Regions from separate parts of the Mus musculus genome. Here all the other regions are linked to region 1. The links are chromatin loops, found by intact Hi-C in ENCODE. Cell type or tissue: gastrocnemius. All regions are shown on one strand.

Region 1 (8,000 bases):
ATGTGTGCTCTAGCACTAGAGTCCCTTCTGCCCCACTCCTCCCTTATATTAACATGCTAAAAGAAAGGATGAGAATAGTGCTTTATCCAATCAAGAAAGAAAATTATACAAGAAAGAACTAGTACTGTGGAGGTAGGGGAGGAGGGATGGCTCAGCTAGTAAAGGGCTTGCTATGTAAACTTGAGGACCTGGGTTTGGAACCCCAGGACCCATCCCAGGCATGGCATTGTAGTGTGAGCTTGTAACCCTGTCACTGGAGGGGACGAGAGATAGTTGGATCCCTAGGATTTTGAACCAGGCAGTCTAGCAGAAATGGCAAGCTTAAATGAGAGACCTTGTCTAACAAATTAAAATGGAGCTGCACAAGGTTCAGGAAACACTAAGGAAGATGGAATGAAAAAATCTAAGACCCTGAGAGTGGGGAGGACATGCTGTTGTGTTGCATTTATCAACTTCCAACAGCAATGGTTACCTGAACAGGATGATACCTGTAAACAACTCCACTATGGACAGGGAGTGGGAAGGACTAGGAAACGTCATCCCAGCTGAGGAGTTCTTGGCAATTGAAGGGGCATTATTTTTCTTTGGGGATATGGCAGGTAGGTTGCCTATGTTCATATTGGCAGGGCTAATTGGACCCAGTGGATTATATGTATTTTTTAAAGATTTATTATTATACATAAATACACTGTAGCTCTCTTCAGAAATACCAGAAGAGGGCATCAGATCTCATTATGGGTGTTTGTGAGCCACCATGTGGTTGCTGGGATTTGAACTCAGGACCTTTGGAAGAGCAGTCAGTGCTCTTATCTGCTGAGTCATCTCATCAGCTTGGTTATATGTATTTTTAAAAAGAACATGAAAGTGGGAGGAAGGAGTGAGGTGATTGAGGGTAGATACATATGTATGATCAAGATACACAAGTATTTTCATAAGTAGGAAATTATCAAATAAATTTTTAAAAATTTGGGCATGGTAGTGAATACTTTGATCACAGTGCTGGGGAGGCAGAGGCAGGTGGATCTTTGGAGTTTGAGGCCAGTCTGGTCTATAGAGTATGTTCCAGGATACATAGTAAAACCCTGTTTCAAAAAAAAAAAAAAGGAGGAGGAAGAAAGAAAGAGAGAGGGGAAGAAAAGGAAGGAAGGAAGGAAGGAAGGAAGGAAGGAAGGAAGGAAGGAAGGAAGGAAGGAAGGAAGGAATTAAGGTGACTGGGCTGGTAAGATGGCTCAATGGGTAAAGCACTTGGTACCAACTCTGATGATTGGAGTCAAATCCCCAGAACCCACATGGTAGAAGGAGAGAACCAGTTCTCAAAAGTTGTCCTTTGGGGGCTGGTGAGATGGCTCAGTGGGTAAGAGCACCCGACTGTTCTTCCGAAGGTCCAGAGTTCAAATCCCAGCAACCACATGGTGGCTCACAGCCATCTGTAACAAGATCTGACTCCCTCTTCTGGAGTGTCTGAAGACAGCCACAGTGTACTTACATATAATAAATAAGTAAATCTTTAAAAAAAAAAAAGTTGTCCTTTGACTTCTACACGGACACTGTGGCTCATTTGTACCCACATACATATACACACTAAATAAATTAGTAAACGTAATTAAAACATTTTCCTTGGGGGCAGGTGTTGAGACAGAGTCTTTCTATGTATCTTTGGTTATCCTGGAATTCTATGTAGATCAGGCTGGCCTGGAACTCAGAAATCAACCTGCCTCTGCCTCAAAGTGCTGGGATTAAAGGTGTGTGCTAGCATACCCAGCTAATAATCATGTTTTAAAGTGAGGCGGGTAGTAATTGAGGAAGATATCCAAAGTTAACCTCTGGACTACATAAAAGACAAAAATCCACTTTACTGGTGATCAAGTCATGGCTTTATGTCACCTATGCATTCTACCAGCTGGGCCACGTGCCCTCTCCCTGGCAAAGAGTCTTAAAAGTAGCAAGAGAGAAGTCACTCATCACAAATAATACTCAGCAAGATTAGCGTTGACTTTCTCATCAGACACACCAGGGACTAGAGAACACTCCAAGTTCCCAAAGATTATCAACCAGAAGGAAACTTATATCCAATAATACGATCTTTCAAAACTGAAGGAGGAATTAAAATATTCCTATATAAACAAAAATTTAGACAGTGAACTTATCACTCTCAAACTTGCCTTATAAGAAATACTAAATGGAGTCTTTCAGGCTGAAATGAAAGGACACTAATTAGTAACTCAAATGCAGAAAAGGTAATTATATAGGTAAATACAACAAAAGACAGTTTAAGTGCATTTTTCTTGGTAGCTTCTCCCCATCAGATTTAAAAGACAATTGTATAATGCAGTAACTTAAAATTTGTGTTGCTGAGTATATAATTTAACAAAACTATGACATTTTGGTAAGTATTGATGTTAAATGTGGTACTAACTTAAACCAGGTTTTTATAAATTATGTTAGCTGTAATCTCAAAACAGTTTTGAATATGGTAAAGGACATAATGAGATCTAAAGTGCTACACTAGAAAACAATCAACTTAACACAAAGGAAGGCAGTAATAAAGGAATTAACAACAAAATGATGACATTTATAAAAGAAATAGCAAAATGGCAGTTTTTTCTTATTAGCAATTAGAGCAATTATAAATGTGTTAAAGTTTCCAATTAAAAAGCAGAAAATCAGAGCTAATGCTACGTAAGCTGGAGACCCAGATCCAACCCCTAGAAACCACCTAAGGGAGGAAGAGAACCAGCTCCACAAAGTTGTCTTCTTACGTCCACATAGATGCCATGGTTTGGTATGCAGTCATGTGTACACATACTAAGTTAGAAGAAAAATTTACATAAAATCAAAACAAGCTGGGAATAGAGCACAGTGGTAGACATTTGCTGAGTATGCATTTGATCTCCAGCACTGATTGAAAAGAAGAAAAAAATGAAGGAAAGCAGAAAGCAAGCAAGGAAAGAGAGAAGGGAGGAAGGAAAGAAGAAAAAGACTGTGAATTTATCTCAGTGGGAGTATGCTTGAGTCCCCAGATTCAATCCCCAGCCCATTATACACAGGGCCTTCCATGAAGAAAGCAAACAAGAAAACCCTAGTGGCTGCACTAGTAACAGACAAAACAAGACTTTAAAAACATTGTTACTACAAACAAAGCCCATGTTTTACCTTTAATGCAGAGTAAGAAAACAAGCAAACACCTTTCAGGTTATAAGCTGCTACTTTATGTGCTAGTGAGATGGCTGAGTAGTAAAGCACTTGCTCAAACCGAATGGCCTGAGTTTGATCCCTGGAACCCACACAAACGTGGACGGAGAGAAGTGACTCCACAGTTTTTCCTGACCTTCACATGTGTGTCATGGTGCAGGAAAGCAGAAATAAATCACATCGTACAGAAGACATTCAGTTTGTTAGCTTTCCTTTTAGACTTAATTTCTACTGCCATCTTGTGGCAATTTTGAAAATTCAAACTGCTTAAGTTATTCTGATCAGAGGTTTTTGGGTTTTTTTGTTTTTGTTTTTGTTTTTTTTTAAGTAGAGGTAGAGAAAGATAGAGACAGAGAGAGGTAGAGAGGTAGAAGGATGGGGGAGGGGGAGGGGGAGGGGGAGTGGGGGAGGGAGAGGGAGAGAGGGAGAGGGAGACTGAGAGACTGTTGTGCTATGGTACACATGTGAAGACCAGAAAACTTTTTAGTTGTTTCTCTCCTTCCATCTTTTTAAAAATTATTTATTTATTTTTATTTTATGGGCATTGGTCTTTTTGCCTGCATGTATGTCTGTGTGAAGATGTTGGTTGCCCTGGAACAGGAGTTACAGACAGTTGTGAGCTGCCATGTGGGTGCTGGGAATTGAATCTGGATCCTCTGGAAGAACAGCCAGTGCTCTTAACCACTGAGCCATCTCTCCATCTTTCTGTTTGTTGGGGGAACCAGACTTGGATTAGAAGGCTGTTACCCACTGAGCCATGCCTTTGATCAGGTTTTCAATGGCTATCGTCAACTTTTTATTTTCTCCCTCCCTGTTTCAGAAAAAACAAAAAACAAAAAACATTACTTGAAAAACTGTAATCCATGGTTGACTACCTGGAATCATTTTCTTTTCAGGAAAAAATTAAAACAGCATTATATTATGCATAGGACACTAGAAATTTCTGGTATCTGGCAGAACATACAGACTTCAGATACTTCCCCTACCCTCTCTCACCAGTGTAAGAGTCTCCAGGAGTGCTCCTTACGTGCAGACCTCTGCTTCCCTGACAGAAAAATAATGACCATTAATGACTCTACCCTGGTTTTCTATATTCCCAGCTCCCCATTGTTTCTCAGTAACAATTCATTCACACATGTATTATTCTCTCACATTGTGTGAATTGGTCTTAAGAGGGACCTATGCTCTTTTACTTCAAAAATGCCTGTGGCAGATACTGTGCATTCAATTCTTGAACACTTACACTACAGTCACCACTGTTAATTCTGTGTCATTTTCTAATATTGAGTATCCAAAATAGGCTCCATATGGCATGAAAAGATGTGCCAAAACCAATATAAATGTAAGATTATTGAATTACAGCCTTGCTTTTAGTAAGCATTAGAAACCTTAATATAGAAAAATAATATGATCATTACTTACCTGTTCCACGTGACCCATGCCAGCCACTGTGTAAGGGATGGACTCCATAGAAGAAGAGCGACTACATAAAATGAGACAAAACAAGAATGCAAACAAAACAAAAACAAACACAAAAATGGGTGTTACATTGACTTGGCAGTAATTCTCTTCAGTTCCACTTCGAGCCACCTCATTCATCTTCCAACTTTGTTAACAGTTACAATGTTCAATAATAGGCTTTCTACTCACCTGACTACTTGGCTGCTATGGTGGGAACTGGGTCGTGGAGCAACTGAAAGAGCACAAAGTGTAGGGAAAATTGCCGTTAGTATATACTCTGCCTCATCTGGCTAATTTGCTTTGAGCGGTTATCTGGCTATATCATGTAAAGTTAGCAAAATCATGTTATAGTCTCTGAGGAAAAAAACAACTTCCATATGAGGAAAAGATATTTACTCGTCTCACACAGATATCTGGAAAGAATTAGTTTTTGTTTTTCACCTGACTGTGATGGGGAAGTAATACCCACGGGTCGAGGTGTGGTTAACCTACAAGAAAACAAAAAGAAGGCAGCTTTGATCGCATGGATCAGAATTAGAGGTCACACTAGAGAGTCAATCAGTCATTGATTATAAAAACAGTAGCTTTGAAGCTGGAGAAAAGGCTGAGTGGTTAGAGCAGGGACCCCAGTTCATTTCTGAGCATCTATGTCTAGAAAAGAAAGAAAGAATGGAACAGCAGCTTCTCCTCTAAGCATAGAGTACTTCCTCCACTGCAGTAAAGCCATTGCCACAGCATTCAGAAGTCAAGGGACCTTGTGAGGCCCCTTTACTCTCCATTTCCCCAGTGGAACCTTCCTCTACTTTCTCATAGACTAATTCTGGAGTCTTTTCTTTCTTCCTTCTTACACTAGCATCTTACCAAATTTCTCAACTTTACATCTACTCATTCATTCATTCATTCATTCATTCATCCATCCATTCATCCATTCATCCAGCCAGCTAGCTAGCCATTCAACAAACATATCTATGTTCTATACCTTAAGACTAAAACAATTAGCTATGAGTGATTCACAGGCTACTAAGAGAGAAGGTAAGACTCAGGCCTGGATAGATACCATCCAGTGGTAGAGTGCTTCCTTAGTAAGCCTTGAGATTTGACTTGCCAGGACCACAAAGGAAAAACCAAGCAAATCCAAGCACAACAATGGTTGTGTATTATAATGCATATATAAAAATAAAAAAATTGAAATACTGATAGTAACCTCTGTAACTTCAGGAGTGCTATGTCTTTTTAATACATTCACCATTAAAAATATTTAGTAGTTGGTAGGGCACAGACTGTCTGTCTGCTGTTGTGCACAGTCACAGTACTTAGTAGTATTGCTGAATGAATATTTATTGAATGAACAAATTCCAACTCCATTTGATAAAGTCATTATGGAGAAAGTAATATATGTTGGATTCTTGAAGGATTAGTAGAAATGTATAAGACAATAATCAAGGGTGGGCATTACAATCAATATTTCACTTCAGAGCTGAGCATGGTGGCACATGTAATTCTAGTTACTTAGGACGCTGAGTCAAGATCACTAGTTCAAAACCAAACTAGGTAACTTTGTGAGGCTGTTTAGTAAAAAGAGGACTGGAAGGGTGGGGTGAGGAGCCATGGTGGTATGTACCTTTAATCCCAGCACTCCAGATCTCCATAAGTTCCAGGATGGCTAGGGCTACATAGTGAGAGTCCCCTCTCCATAAAATAGGGGGTGCTCTTGAGTACACTAGCTCAGTGGCAAAGTACTTGCAAGACCCTAGCCCCCAGTACCACAAAAAATAAGACAAAAATATTTCACTTCTGTCAGAGACTCAGGAAAGTAAATGATCAATTCATTAACCATTTTATCCATCATGGAGTCACACAACTAGGAATCAAGAAAAACTAGCCAAAAGCTTCCCAACAGAAGAAAATGGCTAAGGGTTAAGAAGAGAGAAATGCCAGATATCATAAATTGTTCATTACATACAGTACACATGTGGCATATCATCATATACTTATATACAATTATAAAACTGGAAATGTTTTGGAGAACAAATCAGAAGATTTCAAGATAGAGGGCTAGTGTGTTAGAAACCCACCTGCTTCCATAGTAGCAGCTTGGAGATCCCTGTAGGTGGAAAATGAAGTAAGGGAAGCTATAATTAAGGGTTCTAATTAGTACATTTTAGACTGATTTGTTAGATAATTTACCTGCAAACTCCCTTAGCTAAGGCTGCCAACAGAAGGACAAAAAACTGTTTCCTTAGAAAATTATTAGCTTTGAGAGAATAAAAATTTCGTTTCTTTTTGTAAACTCATACCGGGGAGCTAGGCATACAGCACATACATGTAGTCTCAGTACTGAGGAAGGGAGGCAAGAAACTCAGGAGTCCAGGCTAGCCAGCTCAGTAAGAGGGCTCAGTTGGGAAAAACGCCTGCTAGACCTGACTGCATTGATCTCTCATTCCTACCGTGGAAAGAGAAACTGCTTCCTTAAAGGTACCCTCTGACAGACAACTGCACTCATGCACACATCACATACACATCATACATCTTACACACATACATACACCAGCAATAATATTAAACAGGCCTTGAAAAAAAGAGTTCAAAGCTGAGGGTATTCTAGACTCAATCTCAAACAAACAAACAAGGAAAAGATCTTGAGGTATTCTGGACTTCTTCAAAAGAAATGTTAAGGTGAAATACATTTCTTAATGAGGGATTCTCATCAGTAATAGCACGACTCGCTGACATCTCAGAATGGTCAAAATGTGCTAACTATTGATGCTTTCAACCCTCCAAAGTCTTCTATATCCTTCTGGGAAGCACTGTTCTATGTAGCCATCTAGAAAGGGACAAGGTAGCAAGTAAAATAATAATGAAGAGTCTCCTTCAACTGGGGATGGTGATAGGGTGGTAGTCCTGGACCACAGGAGACTGGGACAGAGGATTCTGAGTCTGAAGCCAGCCTGGACTACACAGTGAGAACACTGGGGATGTGGCTCAGTAACTGGTCATTTATCGAGCATGTGAAAGACCTGGAATTTGATCTCTAGAAACCAAAACCAAAACATGTAAAAAATAAAATAAAATCTATTTCATTCACCTTTAGGATGTCTAGAATTTTCTTCAGTTCTCCATTCTCCTTTCTTAAGGCTGATAGCTCTCTAGGCAAAAGATGGAAACAATCAGGTCCAGGTCACTATGATAAAAATTATTACTATTATCAACATCTTAGTTACTGCTTACTGAGAGGTTTTTGCAGCTATACAAGGAGCTTTCATCAAGGATCTGGTGACTCAGGGAGAAAATGGCAGGGTTTGATGGTAAAAACAAGTGAACAAAATAAGCAGGTATTTGGTATGACT
Region 2 (8,000 bases), 240 kb before region 1:
CCAGCCATCAGGAGGCAGAAGCAGACTGGATCTCCAGGAGTTCAAGACCAGCCTGATCTGCATTTGGAGTTCCAGGTCAGCCAACGCTACACAGTAAGATTCTGTCTTTGGGGAAGAAAGAAAAAATTTTGTAATGGCCTTAAAGGAAGCTTGAGGGCCGTTTTATTAAAATATGAGAAAATAACAAGACAGGCAAATTGGAATTCGAGTAGCTTTAAGAGAAAGACAGGAAAGAAAGAAAATTGTGCATTTTGAGTTACATAGATCAGCCATAGGTCTGCAGGGAGCCGCAGATGTTAGAAGACTTCAGAGAAATCAGCCAGAGAGCGGGGAGAGCTAGAGCAAGCCTGCTTAGCATCCTGGCAAGTACCCAAGAAAAGACTGGAAGGAGAAAAGAAAGTTAGACTTTTGAGCCAGAACTCAGGAACACAGTCGGATGAACCATGAACCTGTGCAACAACTGCACAATAGAGAGGCTTATGAGACCTAAGGAGTCTCCTTAAAGGGAAAGTTCTCTCTCCATTTCCTTCACTTGTCTTCAGGCGAATCAGAGGTATCCTGGTTAAGGGAGGGGCATCCTGGCTAAGCGACTGTCTGGCTAGGTTGGATTAACTGTAAAGGGAGAGGGCAGTTGCATGTGGTGTCCTAGTATTTAAAGCAAACCAGAATGTTTCCTCTCCACCACGGGCCAGAGAAGAACTCAGATTCCATTCCTCTAACCAGGGAGAATTAGCTTTCCTCTGTGTGGCCCTTAACAAAGTGCTCCCTCCACCCTTCCATAAGGGAATGGGAGATGGAGTCCATCGTCAGAAGCCCCCAGGCCTGCTCACCTGCTCATGCCTATCTAGTTACCTAACATTGTAGTCAGGGGATTTGGGGTTTTTTTTTTGTTTTTTTTTTTTTTTTAAGTTTTGGAAGTTTGTTTTGTTTTTCAAGACAGGTCTCACTTATGTAACCCTGGTTTGCGTAAACCAGGCTATCCTTAAACTCATTGGGGTTCATCTGCCTCTGTGTCCATGTATGGGATCCGTGTGTTGGGTTCCCTGGAGCTAGTTACAGAGGATTGTAGCAGCCATGTGGATGCTGGGACCCTCTGGAAGGATAGCAAGTGTTCTTAACCATTTTGCCATCTCCACAGCCCCCTAGGGAAATGGCAAGTTTCCTACAATATTTGAGTGTACCTGTGTTATTTATGTCTATGATTTGTAAACATAGATAGGGTGTATAAAGTACAAGGATCATATTGCTGCTCAAAATTAATTTTAAAACATTTTGGACTTTCCCTTTTGGGTTCCTATTTCTTTGTTTGAGACAGGTCCTACTACTCTGTAGCCCAGGCTAGCTTAACCTCACTATCAAACTCAGGGTGTCCCCAGCTCACGGCTATCCTGCTCCTCCTGAATGCTGGGGTTATAAGCATGAGCCACCAAGCCCAGGAGGGTTTAATCTGTTTATGTCTTTCAGTGCTGAATATTAACCCAAGGCCTTGTGCATATGAGGCAAACACTCCACTACGGTATACATTTAGCCTATACTTTGAATTTTTAGAATAGAGATGTTCAAACTGCAATAGTTGTTCTAATATGATTTATTTATTCATGTTTGTTTGTCTGTTTAGTAGTATTTGGGGTTAATCCAGGGCTTCACACATGCTAGGCAAATGTTTTTACTACTGAGCTGTAAGCCAGATCCCTTTGTAACTCTGTATAGCCAAGGTTGGCTTTGAACTCCCGGCCCTTCTGTTTCCAACTCTGGAGTGCTGGGATTACATGCATATACCGCTTGGCACTTGTTATTTTAAGACAGGGCCCCACAGTCTGTAGCCCAGACATTCTCAAGCTTATAATCCTCCTGTCTCAGTCTCCCAGTAGCTGGGATCATAGGCAAGGCTGCTACAATAGTATTAAAATGACATCATTACATCATAGAAGCTCACATCAAATTGGAGAACCAGGGACACTTAACAGACCTTACTGTGGTAGTCCTCCAAATTCAGAGAATCCTCCGGGGATAGCCTGTGCCTAGATCAAATAAGATGGTGAGTCCAGATTTAAGGCAGATCAGCCTCTGCCCCTTCACTTCCAAGTGCTCCTACAAAAGAAAGGTTCTGAGCTGCCTTCACGCAACCATCCAAGCCTGAGGCTCGTGGAACACAGGCTGCTCTAAGCTCTAAGTCTCACAGGGGTTCAAGCCCAGCAGTTGCTGTTCTTCCAGAGTTCAGTTCCTGGTACCTGCATTGGGCAGCTTACAACTGCCTAGATCTCCCACTCCCGGGGGGGAGTCTGATGTCCCCTTTTCTGGCTCCCTCGAGCAACCTCACACACATATATATAATAAGTAGTTTTTTAAAATGGTTAAACACTCCTATTTAACCAAAGCAGTCTTATGCTACCACCCTCGGACATCTAATGTCTAGTCATCAAACAAAATGCCTGGGCAGGATGCTCTGGTCTCATCATGTAGCCCTGATAAGTCTAAAACTCTGAAGACCAGGTTTGTCCTTGAACTCAGTGATGGACACCCACCTCTGCTAGCAGTGAACATGCCTAGAAACCCATACGCATATTAGTGTGTGTGGCTTCACCCAGCTCCTTACCACCCACCTCCATCTTTCTCTGAGTCTTCCCTTTTTCTCCTCACAACCTACCGGGTCCCCTCAAGTCCACCTTAAGCATCTTGCAAGGAATAAAATAGCCTCCTGGTAGTCTTCCTCTCTCTAGGGACGTCGAACCACCCAGCCTGCAAGACTGTAGTATTTACATATGCAAATCACGATCCATTGCCGGCTCCTCCTCACTCCTGGGCCCCTTCTTTCCCAGCCTTAACTGTCTCTCTCTTTGTCCTCTGTGGCATTTCTTCTGCTTGCTTATTTCACTTTCCTCAGTGCTCACAAAATTAATCTTACACAAAGTAAGCACTTCCTAAATATTCATGAGGATGGAGAGAGGTCAGTAGGAGAGGTAGAATCAAAATGGACTCTGGGATAGTGCATTGCAATTTTCCTTTTAAACTCAAGGTAAGATTGTGTGTGTGTGTGTGTGTGTGTGAGAGAGAGAGAGAGAGAGAGAGAATTATTATTATTACTATTATTATTATTTTAAATGTAAGGGAATCTGGGCCTAATGGCACCGGCCTGTCATCTTCGACACTTGGAAGGCTAAAGTGGGTGTAGCACAGGTGTTTTGGTTTGCTTGGGCTCCAGAGTTCAAGGCCATCCTAAGCAGCTTCGTCAGATCCCATCTCAAAGCACTAGAGGGACCAGAAAGTAGTATGGTTCGGTCCATAAAGGCACAGGACCTGTGCCCAAGCCTGTTGACCCACAATGAGTGCCTGTGTGCTGCATACACACACAGAGTAAATAAAAATTATTTTTAGAAGATCGATATTTTCTTAAAAAAAAAAATAAGATCAAAGGACTGTTTGGATATGGTAGCACACACCTTTAATTCCAGTACTAGGGCTGCAGAGGCAGGAGGATCACTTTGAGTTCAAAGACAAACCTGGTCTTCAGAGAGAGTTCTAGACTTACCAGGGCTACATTATGAGACCGAGTCTCAAAGGGGAAAAGGGGGGCGGGGGAAATGGCTCAGCCATTGAGATCACTTTTTTTTTTTTTTTTTTTTGGTTTTTCGAGACAGGGTTTCTCTGTGTAGCCTTGGCTGTCCTGGAACTCACTTTGTAGACCAGGTTGGCCTCGAACTCAGACATCCACCTGCCTCTGCCTCCCAAGTGCTGGGATTGCCCGGCCCGTTGAGATCACTTACTGCTCTTGTGAGGTCCCAGTTCCCAGCACCCATGTCTAGTGATTCACAACTGCCTGTGACTCCAGATCCAAAGGGAATGTAAATGCTGCAGGGGGAGGCCATACCAGTTTGGGCTCAGTATTAGCTGCTTCCCTAGCCTGCGTGTGAGCCGGGGAAACATCCTCCTTTTGCTCTGAGGTGATGAGTGTCTCCAGACCCAGCAGCCAAGAGCTGAGTGAGGAGCTCAGAGGTAAAGCCTCGTCCAGCATATGCAAGACCCCCGGTTCAATCGCCAGCAGCAGAACAATAAACCAAGGCCAAGTAAGTAAGGCTTGAGTTCTGCCAACCTCCTAGGGAATCTCGACCTATCAGCTGAGGCAGGAGGATCATGGGTAATCTACTGCCAGCCTGGGCTTTAGAGGAGGGGCAAAGAGGGATAATCGCCAAGCAAAGCAGTAAATGGTGGGAGGACTAGGTGTGAACCTGGCCCCATTGAGAGGCGGAGCAGGAGGAATGCCAGCCTCCTTCCAAACACTGTGCTCTGCCCCGAGGGAGGGGATGGCCAAGCAGGGGGTAGAGCATGGCCCTCACTGACACCCAGGCCATGCACTCTGTATATTGATTGCCCTTATGGCCCTCACCCCATTACTCCCAGGTTTCCACGTGAGGAAGTAGTCTGGATAAGCAAGGTTGAGTGCTGGTGAGGGCCCGGGCCAGCATGACTTTGGTCTCTTACACTTGAAGATGTAAAGCTCAGGGCTGGTAGAGTCTTGGTGCCCAAGCTGTTGCCACAAAATCTTTTGCCCTTCACTGGGCCTGAGGAAATGGAGGGGGGCAGGTTTTGTTTATTCGGTTTGCAGAGCTGGGGCTTGGTGGTGTTCCCTCTGTGACCAGCAGGGGGCAGTGGTGCTTCTCCTAATCTGATCCAGGTGGGGCTTGGAGGGAAACACCCTGGGCCACCGTGGCTTCAAATTCTGTGGCGCCTCTAACTCCATTTCCATGCTCTGCCCTTGCCCCCTGGCTCCAGGACTTCTCTAGTTGTCTGTCAGTTTCCCATCCTACAGGGTCTCAAAGACTACCTTAAAGATCTTCCACTTGTATGCTGAACCTCAAATTCAAGCCTTTCAGTTTCTGCCTCCTGATATATGTGTGTGTGTGTGTGTGTGTGTACATATATGCCTTACTCTTCAGGTCAGTAATTATGACTGCCTTCTGTTTGCGGGACAGCAGTTCCTGTCGAGCCTTGAAAGCACTCCCAGGCTTCCCTCTCTTGAGTAACAGGCAGACAGGAAAACCTGGCGGAAGGGGGAAGGAGACAGTTCCCAGAACGAAAAGCCTGTTTCTCCACAGCCTTGCCTTATCCCTTCCTCTCCACCTCACCCTAGTGAGGAGCTGGGACGGGAGGGAAGAATGGAAGGCCACGAGGGAGCTCCCAGGACTGAGGGCCGCTTTAGAGCTGTCGATCCATCCATCTTTCGGGGCGACTGCACCCTCAGAACTCTCCGCCCTCCCTAGGCTCCAGGGCTCCCTCCTTCCATTCCCCGTGGTGGCAGCAGCCTTGTAATTTAAAGCTCTCCCTGTCGCCTCTAATGCGATCCTCCGGTTTTATTGACTCGCTCTGCGGTCTGTGGCGCCCCTTCACATCAATCTCCGCTCTAATCACACGGCTGCCACTGCCTGCTCTGCGGAGGCCCAGCCCTTTCCTCTACTGTCCCCCACCTCCAGAACACCAGCCGCCTTCGCTCCAATTCCTTCTGAGCTGTAATGTCATGGTCTGTGGCGGCTGCCTTCTGCCTCTACCCTCCTGTGAGACCAGGCCCACGGGAGAGCTGCTCTTAAGAAATGCTGGGAACCACAGGAAGAAATGGCTGTGGGACAGGGGTGACTGAGAATCTTGGCTAGGGATAGCAGGTAGATGAGCCCCGATTTTTTAGAGGCTTTCGTGCCATCAACAGTTCAAGGCAAGAAGGGCAAAACAAAAAGGGGGCTTAGAGCTTCAGAGGGGGAAGTCAGAAGCGGGAGGCAGAAGGATTAAAAGTGGGGAACACCCTGGCCACAAAAGTCTAATCGCTAGTGCGCGGTGGGAGAAACTTCGGAGAAAGGGACGAGGGAAATAGGTAGGGGAGAGATAAATTTGCAATGGAAATTCTCTCCTGAAGAGGAGGGATAGGCTGGGAGGTAGGGAAGAGATTTGCAATTTTAAATAAGCCACCAGCTGACCTACCCGGCTGTGTTACGGGTCTCACCCACAAGCTGGCCAAAAGCTGAGCCCCTTTGGTTTCTACTTAGCAACCCAGCAGTCCTTTTCTAGTAGGAGAATTAAGCTTTAGAGAGAGCGGGAATCTGGGAGTTACTCCAGGGTCGGGTCCTATTCAGGCTGCCTCTGAGCTGTGATGTAGCACTGTGAGTGGAGAGCCAAGAGGGAGCTGAATGCTTGTAAGCGGGGCTCGTCTGCTGCCCCGGCAGGTGAGTTAAAGGGCCCACCATGTCAACCCTCAGCTCTCCCTATCTAGTGGGGCCCAGCCTGTGGAAATGACTGAACCCTCACAAACCAACAAACTTAGCATCCTCTGTCCCACCAAGGATCCTCAGAAGGAATGCCTTTCTCCATCAATGCTAGGGCTCCACCCCCAGCCCCACCCAGATTCGTCATTTTCCTTTGATTTCCAGGTACTTATTTGCATCTCATTAGCATGCTAGTTCTGCCCCTCAAGGTTCTTGAAGGTTCTGACTCAGGCCAAGCTGGATTCCCAGGGGCAGGAGGGAAGAGGGAAGTGGGAAAGCAACCAGGCTCCTGGACCAAGGACCCATATCAAATCTGGGACTCTGGAGATGAGGGTTAAGGACGGCCCAAGGAGTAAGAGGCCACCCCCTCGCCCTTTCTCTGAACCAGTGTGGCCTGAATGTTAGACAGTTTATCATTAGAGATTGTTGTTGATTCAGAGAGAAAGAGGAGTTAGATGGATTCATGGGGAACTGATAATTTTGAAGAAGGCCTGACAGCTCCTCCCACACACAAACCAACCTCCCTCCCCGCTCCTAACCCCCTCTAACTCTACAGGGTCTCATGTATCCTAGGCTAGTCTTGAACTTGCTGTGTAGGCAGGACTTCTGATCCTCCTGCCTCTACTGCCCGAGTACTGGAATTACAAGCATGAACCTACCCCCAGCCCCCAACTGATGCAGAGCTGGGAACTGAGCCCAGGACTGCTTGCATGCTAAGCAGCCCTACTGTGTGCTAAGCTGTTCCCCCATTTTGGAGCCCAGTTACTATCAGTAACCTTTGAGAATGCTGTGCAATGCAGTGAGACCCTGATAAGTCCTTTAGCTGGTGCCAAGACCACGCTATAAATACTTGAACAGCTGCTAGTACCATTATTACTAGGACTTGTTACTAATATTTGTATCTTCAATTTGGAGAGTAGAGAGGGCTACAAAGGAGCGAGCTACTGTCTTCCAACTAGCCAAAGAACTTCCTTAAACTTGGCACGTCCCTACTAGTCTGGATCTGGAATACAGTGGAGAAAGGTTCGTGCCAAGAAAAGCAAAAAGACTTTGCGGAGGGGCTGGACCTGGGGATCTTCCCCAGGACTCATTCATTAGCATGACAGCACATACCTTGGAGAGTAGAGGCAGGAGGATTCAGGGTTACTCTCAACTAGCTGAACTTAAGGCTATAGCCTGGGTTATGTGTGAACTGGAATGTCTGTGTAATCGTAGAGAGCTAAGAAAACAGACAGGCTCTCTTAGAAGAATTAGCCAGAAAAAAAATCTTTCACTAGCCAGTGAGAAGTCTGAGCAGGTGGTCTGGGGGGTGACGGGAATGTCAGGGATTCCCCAGCAGGCTGAACACTTGGGCAAGGACCAAGGGATGAAGTTGGCTTGTGTGAGAGACAGGAAGGACCAAGAAAAAGAGCGAAAGGGTGTTGTGGGCAGAAAGACAGAGGCGGGAAGGCTGGCTAGCTGCCAGTGGGTTAAAACTGGGAGAAAAAAGCAGACGTTCTGGGAGCTACAGGCCTTTGCAGATCAGGGAAAGGAGTCTCGATTTTATTGCATGTGATGAGAAAGCACTACTGGGCTTTTAAGTAGACTGTAATATGGGCTGCATGTTTAGAGACAATTATGAGGGTTAACAAGATGGCACAGTGATAAGGTGCTTGCTGCCAAGCCATGACAACCTAAGCTCCATCCCCGGGACCCACATGGTAAAAGGAGAGAACTGACCCCCACAAGTTGTTCTCTGGTCTCCACGTGTGT
Region 3 (8,000 bases), 98 kb before region 1:
ACAGGCCGCAATGATGGCTGAGGAGCTGAAGAAGGAGCAGGACACCAGCGCCCACCTGGAGCGCATGAAGAAGAACATGGAGCAGACCATCAAGGACTTGCAGCACCGTCTGGACGAGGCAGAGCAGATCGCCCTCAAGGGCGGCAAGAAGCAGCTGCAGAAGCTGGAGGCCCGGGTCCGGGAGCTGGAGAATGAGCTGGAGGCTGAGCAGAAGCGCAATGCAGAGTCGGTGAAGGGCATGAGGAAGAGCGAGCGGCGCATCAAGGAGCTCACCTACCAGGTTGGGCAGGGCTGATCAGGATGGAGCAATGGCTTTACAAGCCCACCTGTGGGCGCAAACAGGGCTCTGGTGTGCTGTGCCATCACTCACTAATGCCAGGCACCACTTCACACCAGTACCTTTCGATGCTAGCTGCAGTTTCTCTGATGGGACACCTAGGCCTTAGGGCACCATCACAGAGTGTCTGAGAATGCCATCTGTATAGTGGAGATTGGCTATTTTCAGTGTCTGGGAGGAGAAGCCTAAGGGGATTGGTGCATTGGTCCACCTAAGAGGGTGTACAAGAGGCACATGGTAGAGATTGCAGATCTATTGTGGACTAAGGGGCAATGGTATCTTAGAACATTAAATGACATGGAGACAGGAATGACCAAGGGGCACTGGAGCCACAGACCCTGCTGCCCAAATTCTGGCTCAGGAGAAGGTGCCAGAATATTGGGCTATGTTAGATAGAATAATCTAGATGGTGATAACACCAGCTTTCTGTACTATTCCTCTTATGATCACTTTGAACCACTGGCTGAAATTGCCCACGTTACTGCAAGGGAAACTCTATTTACCAGGCAGACCCTCTGTCTCCATATGACCATAGTAAGAGGTTCCTGGGAGTGGCAGGGAGTTTGAAGAAATGGCTCAGTGATTAAGAGCACTCACGGCTCTTTCAGTGAACCCGGGTTCAATTCCCAGCACCCACATGGCAGCTCACAACTGTCTGTGATCCCAGAGTCAGACACCCTCACACAGACATACATGCAGGCAAAACACCAATGCAAATAAAAATAAACAAATAAATAAATAAATTGAAGTTCCCAGTGGCTCTGAGAACCTCCCCTCATTTCCAGCACCCAGACACTCATTAATTTGTGATTCTCTAACTGAAAAATCCTTTCGTCCTACGACCCCTTGACCTGAGCCACCGGAGGGTGAGGCCTCTGAGGCCTGGCGAGAGGAATAGAGTAAGGGAGGAGGGACTGATAACCACAATTGCTTCTCTCCCCAAAACTGGCTCCTCCATCCCTCCCACCCACCTTCAGACAGAGGAAGACAAGAAGAACTTAATGCGGCTGCAGGACCTGGTGGACAAGCTACAGTTGAAGGTGAAGGCCTACAAGCGCCAGGCTGAGGAGGCGGTGAGTTCAGAGTTTCGTCTCCGTCTTTTATCCGCACACCTGCTAGTGAGAACCAGTGAGCATTTGCCACAGTGGGGCTGAGACCAGAGTCTGCTCCAACCATCAGCTCAGACATTTATTCTTCAAGTATGATCAGAATTGTATCTAGCACCCTAAGGTCCAAAGATCAGTGCTGTTCCTGCCCTACATCTGTCCACTAGTTAATTACAGTCCATATACCATAAGACTAAGGAAGAGCATTGAGATGCAGGACAGCAAGGGGCCAAGAGTTGGCGTTGAGCCTGGATAGGAACCCAGGGTAAAAGAAGACACTTGGGTGGACAGGAACATGTGGGTGTGGTGTGGATGAGCCCAGATGTGCAGAAAACCCCCAAGTCTGCAGGCATCTGTCTGAGGCACAACTGGAATAGATGCAGTGGATGTGGATTCTCAGAGCACGCAGGGCAGCACAGGTTCATTCCGGGCAGTGGGTAGCGATGACGGGTCTTGAACACTGAGCACGTTTGAGGAGAGTGCCAAACAGGACATCCCTGGGAAGGCTGTTGCAGAAACTGAGTGAGGAGTGGCTGAGGGACATGGACCAGGAGAACCTGAGAGCCCATCCCAGAGTTCTCCTCACCCGAGTCTCCCCTCCCCTTTACCCCCTTTACCGGCTCATAGGAGGAGCAGGCCAACACCAACCTGTCCAAGTTCCGCAAGGTGCAGCACGAGCTGGATGAGGCGGAGGAGAGGGCGGACATCGCCGAGTCCCAGGTCAACAAGCTGCGGGCCAAGAGCCGGGACATTGGTGCCAAGGTGAGTTCCTCCCTTGGAACTGCTAGTCACGCGCTCATCAGGATGCCCCTGCAAGCATGATGCTCTGAACAGCTACGTGTGTATCCCATGTGCATTTAGACATAGAATAGGCATACATACAACCGAAGGGTCCCACAGACACCTGTAACCTGAGAGTCCACTCTCCCACTTGAAGTGGGCCCCAGATCTGTGTTCTAAACTACAAGCACTGATATCATGAGACTTCAAGACTGCTGAGGTTCAACCCCTCCCTTCCCAAGGGCATTTTATTAGAGCCACTGAAATCCCTAGAAATTCCTCCCCAGGCCATCGTACCCACTGACCTCACATCTCTTACTCCTTTCTCAGCAGAAGATGCACGACGAGGAATAACCTCTCCAGCAGACCCTCGCTGTGGCCAATCCACAATAAACATAAACGTTCGACTCTGCCTGCACCCTGTCCTTCCTACCAAGCGTCTCTCTGGGGTGGGAATTTTGGTGGTCCAGGAGGAGGGTGGCCACAGCAGGGACTGTCAGAGCTGTAAGATCTGAAGCACCCCATGGTCTGTGGAAGCCGAGAGAGAAGTGAGGTGTCTTGCCTCAGGCAGCACAGCTACAGCCCCAGCTCCACTTGGTCGTTGTGCAAGTATAGAAAGGGAAACTTTCCAAACGTGGGGGAAACAAATCCAGGTGTGAGGGATGGCCAAGCCTCAGATGGGAGGTGGAGGCAAGAGGCAGGCTCAGCTAGAAGGCAAGTTTAAAGCCAGCCTGGGTAGCGTGAGAGCTCACCTCAAAGACAAGAAAACAACAACCCCTCAATGAGTCCAAAGAACAGAGGCACTGAAAGCGAGCCAAGTCAGATCCAGGGGGATGGAAGTTTGCTGACGAGCTGGAAGCCAACCTTCCCCAGCTCGTCCTCTTAGCTGGCAGAAATTAAAGTTGCCCCGGGCCATGTGTTCTCTCCAAGATGATCTTTCCACTGGTACCCAAAGAGTCTCTGCACTGCTGGGGATGGATGCACAGGAAACTGCTGTGGGACACCCAGGAAACAGCTGAGACCACACTCGACCCAGCTCCTTAGATGGAGCCCACAGGGTACATCTTCCCACCCCAACATCTGCCCTAGCTCTGTGAGTCTGGCCTCACCATGAGGACATTCCAGGACTCAGGGACCAGATGATGCCAAGCCCAAAGCAATATGGGGTATGGACCAAATGGGGACAGTCTTCATTTTGTATCCTTCACATGGACATACATAGGTGCATGGACAGACCCACAGCTAGGCACAAGTCCAACTCTCTCTTTCCTCTCTCTCTCTCTGTGTGTGTGTGTGTGTGTGTGTGTGTATGTGTGTGTCTGTATGTGTGTCTGTGTGTGTGTCTATGTCTCTCTGTGTCTGTCTCTCTGTCTATCTGTCTATCTGTGTGCCTCTCTGTGTGTTTCTGTGTGTGTCTCTCTATGTCTGTCTATCTGTCTGTGTCTTTCTCTCTGTCTCTCTGCCTCTCTGTGTGTCTTTCTCAATGTCTGTCTCTGTCTGTCTCTCTATGTCTCTGTGTATGTCTCTCTCTATCTCTGTATCTTTCTCTATGTCTGTCTCTCTCTGTTTCTGTCTCTCTGTCTCTGTGTGTCTTTCTCTATATCTGTCTCTCTCTCTCTCTGTGTCTTTCTCTATGTCTGTCTCTGTCTGTCTCTGTCTCTATCTGTCTGTCTCTCTCTGTCTCTCTCTCTCTCTGTCTCTCTCCCCTTGGAGGACTAGACACACAGGTGCTCAGGGATGGAGCTGAGATCTCTGGCTGGAAAGCAAACCTTGCCGTCCTCTGGGCATTTGGACAAGGTTTTCCAGACCCTTTTCTACCCTTTAAAACCTACAATCTTCTCCCCACTTCCCCAGCCCAGCCTTTCCATCTCTCCTCTGAGACTCTGCCCACCCTACCTCCATCCTCCTGACCAAGGGCAGTCAATCATCTAGACTCAAGCATAGACTATGCAGGAAGCCGGAGAACCATGAACAGAATCCAGAGAAACCCAAAGTCCAGTAGGCTCCTTCCCTGGAATGACTGCCAGGCCCGATGGTGTAACAGAACACAACGATAGGAAGAGAGGAAACAGAAGGCAGGAAAATCAACTAAGAGAAGTATAGTCATCACAGGAAAGCATGTCACATTCCCCCAAGTTCAAGATCTGGGGGACAGTCAGAGCTCGCAGCCAGAGCCCGCGACAGAAAGGCTCATTGGAAGGAGGAAAGGCATTTCAGAAGAGTAAAGCATTAAAGAGAGGGGGCAAGAAGTCAGCTGGAACGGAGCCACACAGATGAACCATGGTGGGTCCCTCCAGCCAGGTGGGGAGGTAGACTATCAGGGACCAGGCCCTTTCTGTCTCAAACTCCTTTCCAAGTCGATTTGCCCTTTCAGGCCCAACCGTCACCTCTAAATCTCCGGTCCTGAGCATAGGCTCTGCAGACAGGAAACACTCAGCAAACGTGTTCTGAGAATGTGGCAAGCTAGGAAGGGGGCACACTGGCAAAGGGATGGGCCCCTTGTTTTCAGAGCTTCAAAAGGACTCAAAAAAGGATCAAGACAGTACTGTTCCAAGGTCAAGATGTTCTGGAGCCAGCTTTGCCTCCAGGAGGCCACTTCCCCCACAGTTAAGCCCCAGGTTTCTTTCCCGTAGAATGAGGGCACGTGACCAGCTCACACCTAAGGACTTTTCTTTCAGGTGCTGGTATTTTAGGAATTTCTCCTAAGACCTTTGGCACTCCTCTCCACTATGGTCTGCTGCCCAGCCCTCCCCATACCACAAGGGGGAGCTCTACACAAACCCCAGAAAAGGGCTGTAGCCGGTGTCTAACAGGTGTGTTAGACTGTTGCTTGGTAGATCAGGAAGGCCTAGACATCTCACTCCCGAACAGCCTGGCATATAGCATTTTGGTAATCTCACATTCCTCTGATGTGTCGGGCTGAGGTGCAAAAGTTTCAGTTTCCTCTATCTAAGCCGCCCCACCTCACCCCACAGAGGGATCTTGGCTCTCTAAAGCACGCTCCCATGAATAACTCTTTGGCTTCCTAGTCTGTATAAGGAAGAAGACCCACCACTAGGATTTGATTTTTTTTTTTTTAATTTGGGAGTAACTTGGAGGCCCAGCAACAACCTGCCCCAGCCTCCAGAACTTCACCAGTTCCCACAGGTGCCTGGGACTTCTCAAGCGCACATCTCTGAAAACGTGGAATATAGATGGTGGGTACTTGGGGTTCGGTGAATTCAAAGATGACAAAGATGGGCTCCACGGTTCCTTGTGTCTGGTCGTGGGAGCCAGGTAACCCTGGAATCACTGCTGGTCCCCTGTGGAGAGGCAGCAAGGCAGGGAAACCATGTATGCCTGTGGTATCTGGGACAAGAGGTAGGGACATCTCCTCTCTCAGGGCACAGACAACTCACCCTCAGTGGTACTGGGCATCAGCTCAGTTCGGTAGATCTTGAATGCATCATAGGCAAAGACGGAGACCAGGATGATGCCAAAAACCTATGGAGAGGGATGGGGGTGGGGCAGCAGAGGCCATCAGACTAGGAGAGGGAGAATGGGGACCAGAAGTGACAGAATGATGTATGAGCGGGCATACGATTTGTTTTAGGCACCAGAAATGTGCCAATGCCAGCCTCAAGTCCTGGGTGCTGGAGAGTGCTGTAGGAATGAACTCACAAAAGCAGCAATGGCAGCTCCCTCCCTCGAGGTCACAGCAGCAAAGGAGACCACCAGGAAGATGACGATGGCGCTGAGACACCGGAGGAAGTCCTGGGGAGCCAGAGGCAGGGGGAAGATGGTTCGGAGGATGCTGGAAGGGATCATTACCTGGAGATCTTCCAAACTAGTCAGCTTTCCCTATCTGGCCCTCAGAGACTGAATTCCTGCCTATTTTCCTGTCTGCTCCTCGGAGACTGAATTCCTGCCCAAGGATGCCTCCGGACATGTCAAATATTTCCAAGGAAGTGAGCTCAGAACCTTACCCAGAGAGGATGGAAGCAGATAAATCTAGATCAACCAGGAGGCAGAGGGGAGACCAGGAAACAGACCACATGGAGCGGGACTGAGCTAGGCCTTTTATGTGTGGGAGGACAGGTCTAAGGTCTGTACATACTCCTTGACAATCCCCCTTGACAAGGGCACACTCATGGGTGTCAAAAATTCACGTCTGAGCACAGGACACAACGCGAGTCAAAGCACAGCTCAGTTGTAGAAATGAAGGGGAGTCACAGGGCTATAGGAAAATTGGGCAAACAAGGAGAAGGAAGAGACCAGGATGGGGGTGGGAGAGGCAACGTTCCTCACCAGACAAGGCCAGTTGAGCCTATCGAAGCGCTGGTAGTACTGCGTGGCGCAGAGGAAGAGGAAGGCCAGTGTGATGAGGAACTCTAGCAACGCTGCAGCCATGTAGGCAGAGATGGAGGCCGTGAAGCAAATGAAGATGATGAAGGTCAGGGCCTGCAGGACCAAGTACGGGGAGCTTTCTGAGGAGACACATGCGTAGGCCAGGCCATGGTTTGCCTGTGGTTAGGGGGCTCCTCTTCTCAGCTGGTACTTCTACCCCAGCCTCACTGAGAAGGAAGAGTTCTCAGTGAAGACACAGAAGTGACTCATCCCTAGTGTCAGGGACCATCAAGGGCATCTCCATCCTCCCACTCCTGCTATCCCAGGAATCTCAGCAACTCCATCAGTTTGGTATCCGCAGAGCCCCAGGGAAGTCCCCGGGGGACACAGAACACAAGGTACACACCAGCCCACAGTACCTCTGCCCTACAAAGCTTTCCCTATTCCTGATGGCTAAAAGTCAGATGCCAAGAGCAGATTCCATGCTGAGAGAGGCTTAGAAGGCAGGATCTTGCTAACTTATAGACCGGCAGATAGGAACGACAGCCTGGGTGAGCACTGTGATCTTGCTCAGTAACCAGGGCAAGCCTGAGACTAGATGGCAATGGGCCACTACTGACAGATAAAGTGTGGCTGCCGGAGATCTGCCCTCTTGGATACTTAAACTTAGACATGTCAAGAAGTAGCCTTCCGGCCCATTGGACACGCAAACTTTATATGCCCCAGTACAGGGGAACGCCAGGGCCATAAAAGGGGAGTGGGTGGGTAGGGGAGAGGGGGTGGGTGGCTATGGGGGACTTTTGGTATAGCATTGCAAATGTAAATGAGCGAAATACCTAATAAAAAATGGAAAAAAAAAAAAAAAAAAAAAAAAAAAAAAAAAAAGAAGTAGCCTTCCTAGAAGCTGGAGGGAAACAGACTGGCCTTCTTCCTGTGCTTCCTCTTCCTCTTCCCACCCTCACCCCAGCTCACTCCCTCAGTATCCTCGAAAGCTATCTTTCCATCTAACTTCCGTCTTGCGGTGAATGATGCATGCTAAGACTGCCTCCAGATAGAGAAGCGGCCGGAAAGCTGGGAGTTGCAGGAGGTAAAGCCTGTGAGTGGAACGACAGAAAACCTGAGAAGGGGGGTGGAAAATGGTGAGCACAGGAGGCCAGCCCAGAGTCATGCCAGGGGGCTGGGATGGGAGAGGTGGGGGCACGAGGTTGGGGAAGGCAGCTGTTACCAGCTCAGTTTCCAGCAGGATGCCTTTGAGGGAAGACAGGAAGGTCTTGTCCACTCCGAAGCCCTGGAGCCCTGCAGCTGCTCCTTCCTCTGGGGGCCGTTCCCGGCGATCCCAAGCACTGAACATCTCTGTGAGGCTCACGGGACACAGACTCTCCCTCACCAGATTCCCAGCAGCCCAGGAAGGGAAACAGAAATCTGGTTAGAGAAGCAGACAGGAGCCTGAA

What was found. A loop is a pair of places that touch in the nucleus more often than their neighbours do. Peaks named below come from ENCODE experiments on the same cell type or tissue, not always from the same donor. Only the 100,000 strongest peaks of a DNase experiment are listed, where the experiment ranks them.
Region 2: it touches region 1 in a loop (4-fold over the local background); 6 of 42 quality-filtered maps call a loop at or near these places.
Region 3: it touches region 1 in a loop (5-fold over the local background); 16 of 42 quality-filtered maps call a loop at or near these places.

Annotation. Positions count from the first base shown.
Region 1 is chr14:54,839,024-54,847,023 of GRCm38, reverse strand. Rnf212b (ring finger protein 212B) reads right to left here. Exons shown (of 15, transcript NM_001370899.1): 6 at 7,739-7,799; 7 at 6,729-6,757; 8 at 5,095-5,141; 9 at 4,843-4,885; 10 at 4,615-4,675; 11 at 4,189-4,237. Among named protein-coding and RNA genes, the nearest start is that of Homez, 21 kb to the left of the region's middle. In gastrocnemius, a CTCF peak has its summit at 3,426 (motif pointing left); no DNase peak of the experiment used is centred here; H3K4me3 peaks cover 985 bases; H3K27ac peaks cover 769 bases.
Region 2 is chr14:55,076,076-55,084,075 of GRCm38, reverse strand. All of the region lies in intron 1 of Zfhx2 (zinc finger homeobox 2), which reads left to right. Among named protein-coding and RNA genes, the nearest start is that of Zfhx2, 12 kb to the left of the region's middle. In gastrocnemius, a CTCF peak has its summit at 4,615 (motif pointing right); DNase peaks (open chromatin) are centred at 5,385, 6,104, 6,934, 7,677 and 4 more places; H3K4me3 peaks cover 728 bases; H3K27ac peaks cover 464 bases.
Region 3 is chr14:54,936,558-54,944,557 of GRCm38, reverse strand. It overlaps Cmtm5 (CKLF-like MARVEL transmembrane domain containing 5), which reads right to left. Exons shown (of 5, transcript NM_026066.2): 1 at 7,775-8,000; 2 at 6,511-6,663; 3 at 5,884-5,976; 4 at 5,622-5,706; 5 at 5,281-5,525. The coding sequence starts at 7,900. The coding sequence ends at 5,512. Myh6 (myosin, heavy polypeptide 6, cardiac muscle, alpha) reads left to right here. Exons shown (of 39, transcript NM_001164171.1): 36 at 5-280; 37 at 1,315-1,410; 38 at 2,071-2,205; 39 at 2,557-2,637. The coding sequence ends at 2,577. Among named protein-coding and RNA genes, the nearest start is that of Cmtm5, 4.1 kb to the right of the region's middle. In gastrocnemius, a CTCF peak has its summit at 4,968 (motif pointing right); a DNase peak (open chromatin) is centred at 4,982; H3K4me3 peaks cover 396 bases; H3K27ac peaks cover 470 bases.